Regions from separate parts of the Homo sapiens genome. Here region 1 is linked to region 2. A link is a loop called in an ENCODE intact Hi-C map of the cell type or tissue named here. Cell type or tissue: breast epithelium. All regions are shown on one strand. Links, peaks and the distances in the headings refer to the core of each region. The heading gives the core; the rest is flanking DNA.

What was found. Peaks named below come from ENCODE experiments on the same cell type or tissue, not always from the same donor. Only the 100,000 strongest peaks of a DNase experiment are listed, where the experiment ranks them.
Region 1: it touches region 2 in a loop (19-fold over the local background); 4 of 110 quality-filtered maps call a loop at or near these places.

The regions. Positions count from the first base shown.
Region 1 is chr2:168,912,457-168,915,376 of GRCh38, reverse strand. No RefSeq gene overlaps it. Among named protein-coding and RNA genes, the nearest start is that of G6PC2, 13 kb to the right of the region's middle. RefSeq lists enhancers at 1,794-2,328, 2,329-2,864. In breast epithelium, for the core only: no CTCF peak of the experiment used is centred there; DNase peaks (open chromatin) are centred at 1,706 and 2,356; H3K4me3 peaks cover 805 bases; H3K27ac peaks cover 1,175 bases.
Region 2 is chr2:168,843,414-168,846,333 of GRCh38, reverse strand. All of the region lies in intron 8 of NOSTRIN (nitric oxide synthase trafficking), which reads right to left. Among named protein-coding and RNA genes, the nearest start is that of NOSTRIN, 42 kb to the right of the region's middle. In breast epithelium, for the core only: no CTCF peak of the experiment used is centred there; no DNase peak of the experiment used is centred there.

The DNA.
Region 1 (2,920 bases), core at 222-2,721, 69 kb before region 2:
TATTAATGCATTCTTAAATGATCTTCAAATATGATCATTATATCTAGAGATATTCCAAAAATATTCAGTGAAAGGAGGAATCGGTCTTTTTTACCTAGTATCACTGCCATGGAAAGACGATATCACTGGATGGGTGTCCTGGCAGCTCTTTCTTTCCTGGAACATTGCACATGCCCTGCTTTAAATGAAGGAAGCTTTTACTTTAGGCACTTAGTGTTTTTTGAATATGCTTTCTCATCCTTTCACGTGATAAAATTGATGTTAGACTGGGAACAATCTAGATCCCTTTGACAGGATATGCCAGAGGTGGGAAGAAAAAGTGGTTCAAGAAAGGATGAATTTGAAAAAGGATGGGTTAGAAGAAATGGGGAGTAAAGTTCCCAGTTAATTTATAGCTGGAAATAGTCACAAACCAATTCTTCAAGTCCACAGGCCAGAGGTATCCCTGGAGTCCACCCAGATCTGTTGCAAGTGAGCCCAGAATCAATGGAGGCCTCCCCCCAGGGAAGAGCCTATATTGAACTCACCCTTGCATCTCCAGCAGCTGAAGGCATTTAATACATTCTGGTCTGGTGGGTGGGTGAGTTAAAAGACAAGCATGGACAGAAAGGGCCCTAGTTAAGTCCGTGGAGATTTTAGAAGCTTTTTGGATCTGGATTTCTAATTTTGTTCATCCTCAAAAAGCCTGGCATCATGTAACTTGGTGTCAGAGTTGTGTTTCATTCAGGAAGCACATTTCAACAGCCATAAAAAATTAAAAAGTAAATTTTATCTTTATGTCTTTGAGAAATCCGTAATTACTCCACAATAAACTTACTAAAATGCTGTGTCAAAACTCTAGTCACTTTCCTCATTCAGCTCCGTCATGTAAGCTCTCCAACCTTACCTCCCACAAAGCCAAGTTTCCCTCTCCTTCCTTTCTTCTCATTCAGCCTATTATTATGTGATCTGCTTAGTATCTCTTCCAGCAAGAATTTCTTCTTTAGGATGTTGAGAAAGGGGAACTGGAGTTGGAATTTAATTATAGGATTTCTGTTGCAAGATAGCATAGCAGGAAGTCTATGGCTATTCTCACGTTAATAATTTTGCCCCATAACATCAGTTAAATTATCTCTCCATGTACTTTTTTATTGCTATAAAATTCAGATTCTAATTAGAATCGAATGTTTTAAAGACTGGTCCAAAATTGTTTAATAAAGTAGCACATTTCAAAACAGAGTGCTTTGTAGAAGTTATAGCCTTGTTCATTGCATGTAACTAAAATTAAAACAGTATCAAAACACATTAGCCAGGGTCTTATCACCTTCTTGCTCCACTTCACAAAAAAATTAACAATACATCTGAAAGCCTTCTGTGAAGATAGTGCTTCACAAAGAGCAAACAAAATAGAGGAGCTGGTTGGAGAGACAAAGCACAATATGTTGGACTGAATGAGACCCTCAGAGTTGAAGAATATCACACCGTGAATGAACCTTCCATTTTAACCCCATACTAAACTCCTCAGTTGAGAACTGGGTAAACTGAGGCCACCAACACTAAATGGCCTTCTGGAGTTTTAGTGGTTAGATGCAGGGCCAGGCTAGAATGTAGTTCTGATGACTCCAGTCCAGGATGCTGGTTGCTAAACTCCACGAAGGCCTTTGTACATCGATCTGCCTTTGAATTTCCTGGCACCTGCCTACCTGCATTCTGACTTCCTCTGGGATCCACATGTGGACCTGTGGCGCAACCTCTTGCTTGGCCAGGGTGAGCAGGGCATCAGCATTCCAAAGCTAAGAGAATAAGATACACACACACACGCACACACACACACACACACACACATCTCCAAAACTCAGACAGGAACATTTATTTTTATTTTGTTAAGTCAATGCAGTTTTCATCTAGAAATATAGCAAGAGCTCTACCATTTTTTTATTTGAACAATTGCTTAAAAAAAAAAAGAAAGGAATGATTATGTAGAAATGTTTTTGATGCAGAATTACTGAGCCTGGAGGCAAGGGGGCGGGGCGGGGCGGGGCGGGTGGAAGATAGTGCCCATCTTCTATTAGCAGCAGGATGTATGAGCACAGATGACAATCCGGTCCATGCTGTTCATCAGACAAAGCCTGAATCCTGGAAAAAGCCAACTCTTTGAACAGGAATTAGAGTGTGATCGGCTCAGTTGACGTACAGGGGTAGGTGAGTGCGAGAGTAAAGAAGCTCTTCTTTGTCTTCGGTAGTGCTGGGTTTCTTTTCCAGGCACACAGATGGCCTGCTCCCCCTGCAGCGCACCCAGATCCTCCCAGGGAGGCCGCTTCAGTTTCCACTTGGCCAGCGCCAGAAACGGGCTGCTGTGCTGCCAGCGCCTACGTTCCTCCCCGCGCTGCGCCAGGAGTCCCGTTCGGCGGGACCGCAGCTGCTGCCTTCACTCATTACCTGCCCCTGTCCTGGCAGCTCCTTCAGAACATATTGTTCTTTGGGGAAATATCATGGTTTTTGAACTGAGGACAGATTCTCTTCAGAAATCACATGGCAAAACATTAGAAAAAAAGAAAAACTAAGAAATTTAAAAATTCAGAACAGAAGACAATCGGTTTTATGCTAACTTTTATAACCTTAATCGTTGAAGCTTTTCCCCTCCTTTAGAGCAATTACTTCTATGCTGCCAAAAGAAATGAGAAGTGATTTCATCTGAGTCATTACTGTGCTCTCCCTCAAAGGATAGCAGACAGTAATTAGTACTCCACACCAGACCTGCCTCAAATTTGGCATAAACTGCATTCGTCCTTTACAGAGCCGAAAATGAAGCACTTCTAAGTCTTAGAATCTTCTCGTGAATTTCTGTCATTTGGCAGAAATTTCTGGAGTCGTTGCTTCTTATAGATCTTTTCTACTGTTAACTTTAAAAAAATAGACTTTTAACAATTGGCAAATGGCA
Region 2 (2,920 bases), core at 160-2,659:
ATGGTGAAAGAATGGAGAAAAAATGAAACTGAGAGACCCTAACTGTCCCATTTCCATCTCTCACACTTATAATAAAATTCCTCTTTGAGTCAATTCAGGCTGTTTTTGTTATATGTCTTCATGAATCTAACATTTGACACTTGAGTGCCATAAACATACACAAAATATGGCATACATAGAGTAATATGTGAGTCAATGACCTTCTGGTATAGACTGAGTATACACAAGCCCAGGAAATACCAACTAAGGGCATCATTATTGAGGGTTCAAGTGAAGCAAGAGTGACTGGACAGAAGTCGTCTCACGTTGTGGCTAATGGGCTTGAGATGGCTCTCAGGAGGCAGGAGAGAACTCAGAGGAAGGTGGGGTAGGAGAAGCTGTATGAACTAAAAAGGACACGGACTGAAACACTGGTGGCCTCCAGCATAGAGGTAGCAAAAATCCAGGATACAAGAGGGGAGAAAGAAAATGCTCTTCCTCAAGGACATTATGATGAGTAGATATTCCATGTGACTTGGATTCTAACAAAAAAAAAAAAAAAAAGGAAGAAAAAAACTAAAACTAGGTCTTAAATATTTTTAGAGCTGAAGTTGAAAGATGCCTTTTGAAATGTAAATGAATGTATACCTTGTTACCATCAGGAAGACTGTAAGAAAAGAGATAATTTCCATGATGCTTCAACATAAACACTGGGAATGCTGAGAAGGGGGAGTGGTGGTTGTAGGGGAAACATGTAGAGGATCTTAACAGGAGGAAAGGAAACTGAGATGAAGGAGAGGCGTAGCAAGAGCTTCTGATAATGAAGATAATCATAGCCTTCCCTAACATATATTGAAGAAGGCAAGCTAGTTATCAGCTACACCAGGTAGGACCCATTTATCTCCCATTGCTGCGATGTAGGTAGAAGGGTGATGAGGATAGAGACACTGAGGTGAAATATTTTTCTCATAGCCCTTGAAGGGTGGGTGCCTGGAAGATGGAGTGGGAGCAGAAATGTCTCTCCCATCTCCTAACAGGGCCATCCAAGGAAGCTGACCTCAGTGGAAAGACCACGGCTTCATCAGGAAGTGATGAGGTGAGGTGAGGCAAGATCAGAGCCCAGGTTGCAGAGCCAGATTTCAAATGAATCAAGTTAGAATTTAAATCCCTGACCTTTTCTCATCACCTTCATCTAAAATCTATCTAGCATAAACCAAGAGAGTACCCGGAGCTTATGTTCAAAGGTGTAAATTAAGGAATTTTTTCTCATTTGTTCCCCTCTTTGACCCAAGTTTTCATCTCTCCTTTAATTTCCCCTTTCTTCTCTAATTCTGCATCTATCCTGCTCTGAGTGGTTGAATTGCAAGAGATGTAAATGCAGCCGTTGGGTTTCCGCCTGCCATATAGCCTTTGCTCTCCCAGTTTTCAATGGGGCAGGAGCATAATGCAGAGGTCCAGGCTGAATCTTTTTTTTTTTTTCTTTTTGAGACGGAGTCTTGCTCTGTCGCCTAGGCTAGTGTGCAGTGGCATGATCTCGGCTCACTGCAAGCTCTGCCTCCCGGGTTCACGCCATTCTCCTGCCTCAGCCTCCCGAGTAGCTGGGACAACAGGCGCCCGCCACCACGCGCGGCTAATTTTTTCTATTTTTAGTAGAGACGGGGTTTCGCCGTGTTAGCCAGGATGGTCTCGATCTCCTGACCTCTTGATCCGCCCGCCTCTGCCTCCCAAAGTGCTGGGATTACAGGCGTGCCGCCCAGGCTGAATCTTAAACCATCTCAGGCTCATTGCTTCATCTTTCCAGCCTCAATGTTCTCATAATGTCATGATTAATACAAAACAGAAACACATGAATGTGCTTAGCACAGCCTAAAAGAGGAGCACTGAGCACCAAGTACTTGTTCCAGGCTGGCCATCAGATCATGGCTTTCTCCAATTGTATCTGCTTTAAACATTTTTTTTTTAAACTTAAAACAGGTGGGGAAAAATAAAACCAAAATATTCATGTTCTTACTCTCCAGAATTGATAGTTATTTAATTTGGTCATATTTATGTAGAGCCTGGGGTTGTACTGCTTCACCAGGGGCCGTGCATAAGCTGCGTGGCTGTTTCTGGCAGTTCTGTTGTATTCCCACCATGGGCTCCATTTCTGTCACTGAACACAGGGACAGTCCCCATGTATAAGTTTACAAACACACACATATAAACTCAGTATAGTTTGCGCATGAGTTTAAAAGAATGTTGATTTACACAGATTGTGTAAGTGGTATATTTCTTTTCCTCAACATCATGTTTTTCGAGGTTAATTCATGTTTAAATATAGTTTTAATTAACTTTTCATTGATGGATATTAGTTCACTTTCCAAATGCGAGCATATTTGAAGAGTAATTCTTCTCTTGATGGATATGAAGATTGCGTACAGTTTTTTCTCACATGCAATTATAAACAATTCTCCCATAAACATTCTTGTGCATCACTCTTGGAGTACAAATGTACATTTTTCTGTAGGATATATGCCTAAAAAGGGAACTGCTGCAGTAAGTACATGCTTATTTTAGTTTCACTAAATATCATTAAATTATTCCCCCTACAGGGGTACAATAATTCTTGTTTCCTAACATCCTTACCAACACTTGATATTGTCAAGTTCTAATTTTTGCCAAATAATCTAGCATTGTTTCATAGGCTTATCGATGATTTTGATTTCTCCTTTTGTGATGTGCTTGCTGACATATTTTGCCCATTATTATCAGATAATTTGCCACAATTCCTTCTTTATGTGTCTACTTTTGCCACTGAGATGTACACATCTCAAGCATTGAGATGTTACTTTATTCAATGCTCTGTATCTCCAGTGCCTAACACGATGCCTGACCTCCATAAGCGATCACTGTATGAGTCATCACTCATGCCTAAAACTAATTTTGAAGCACCTAACACTTA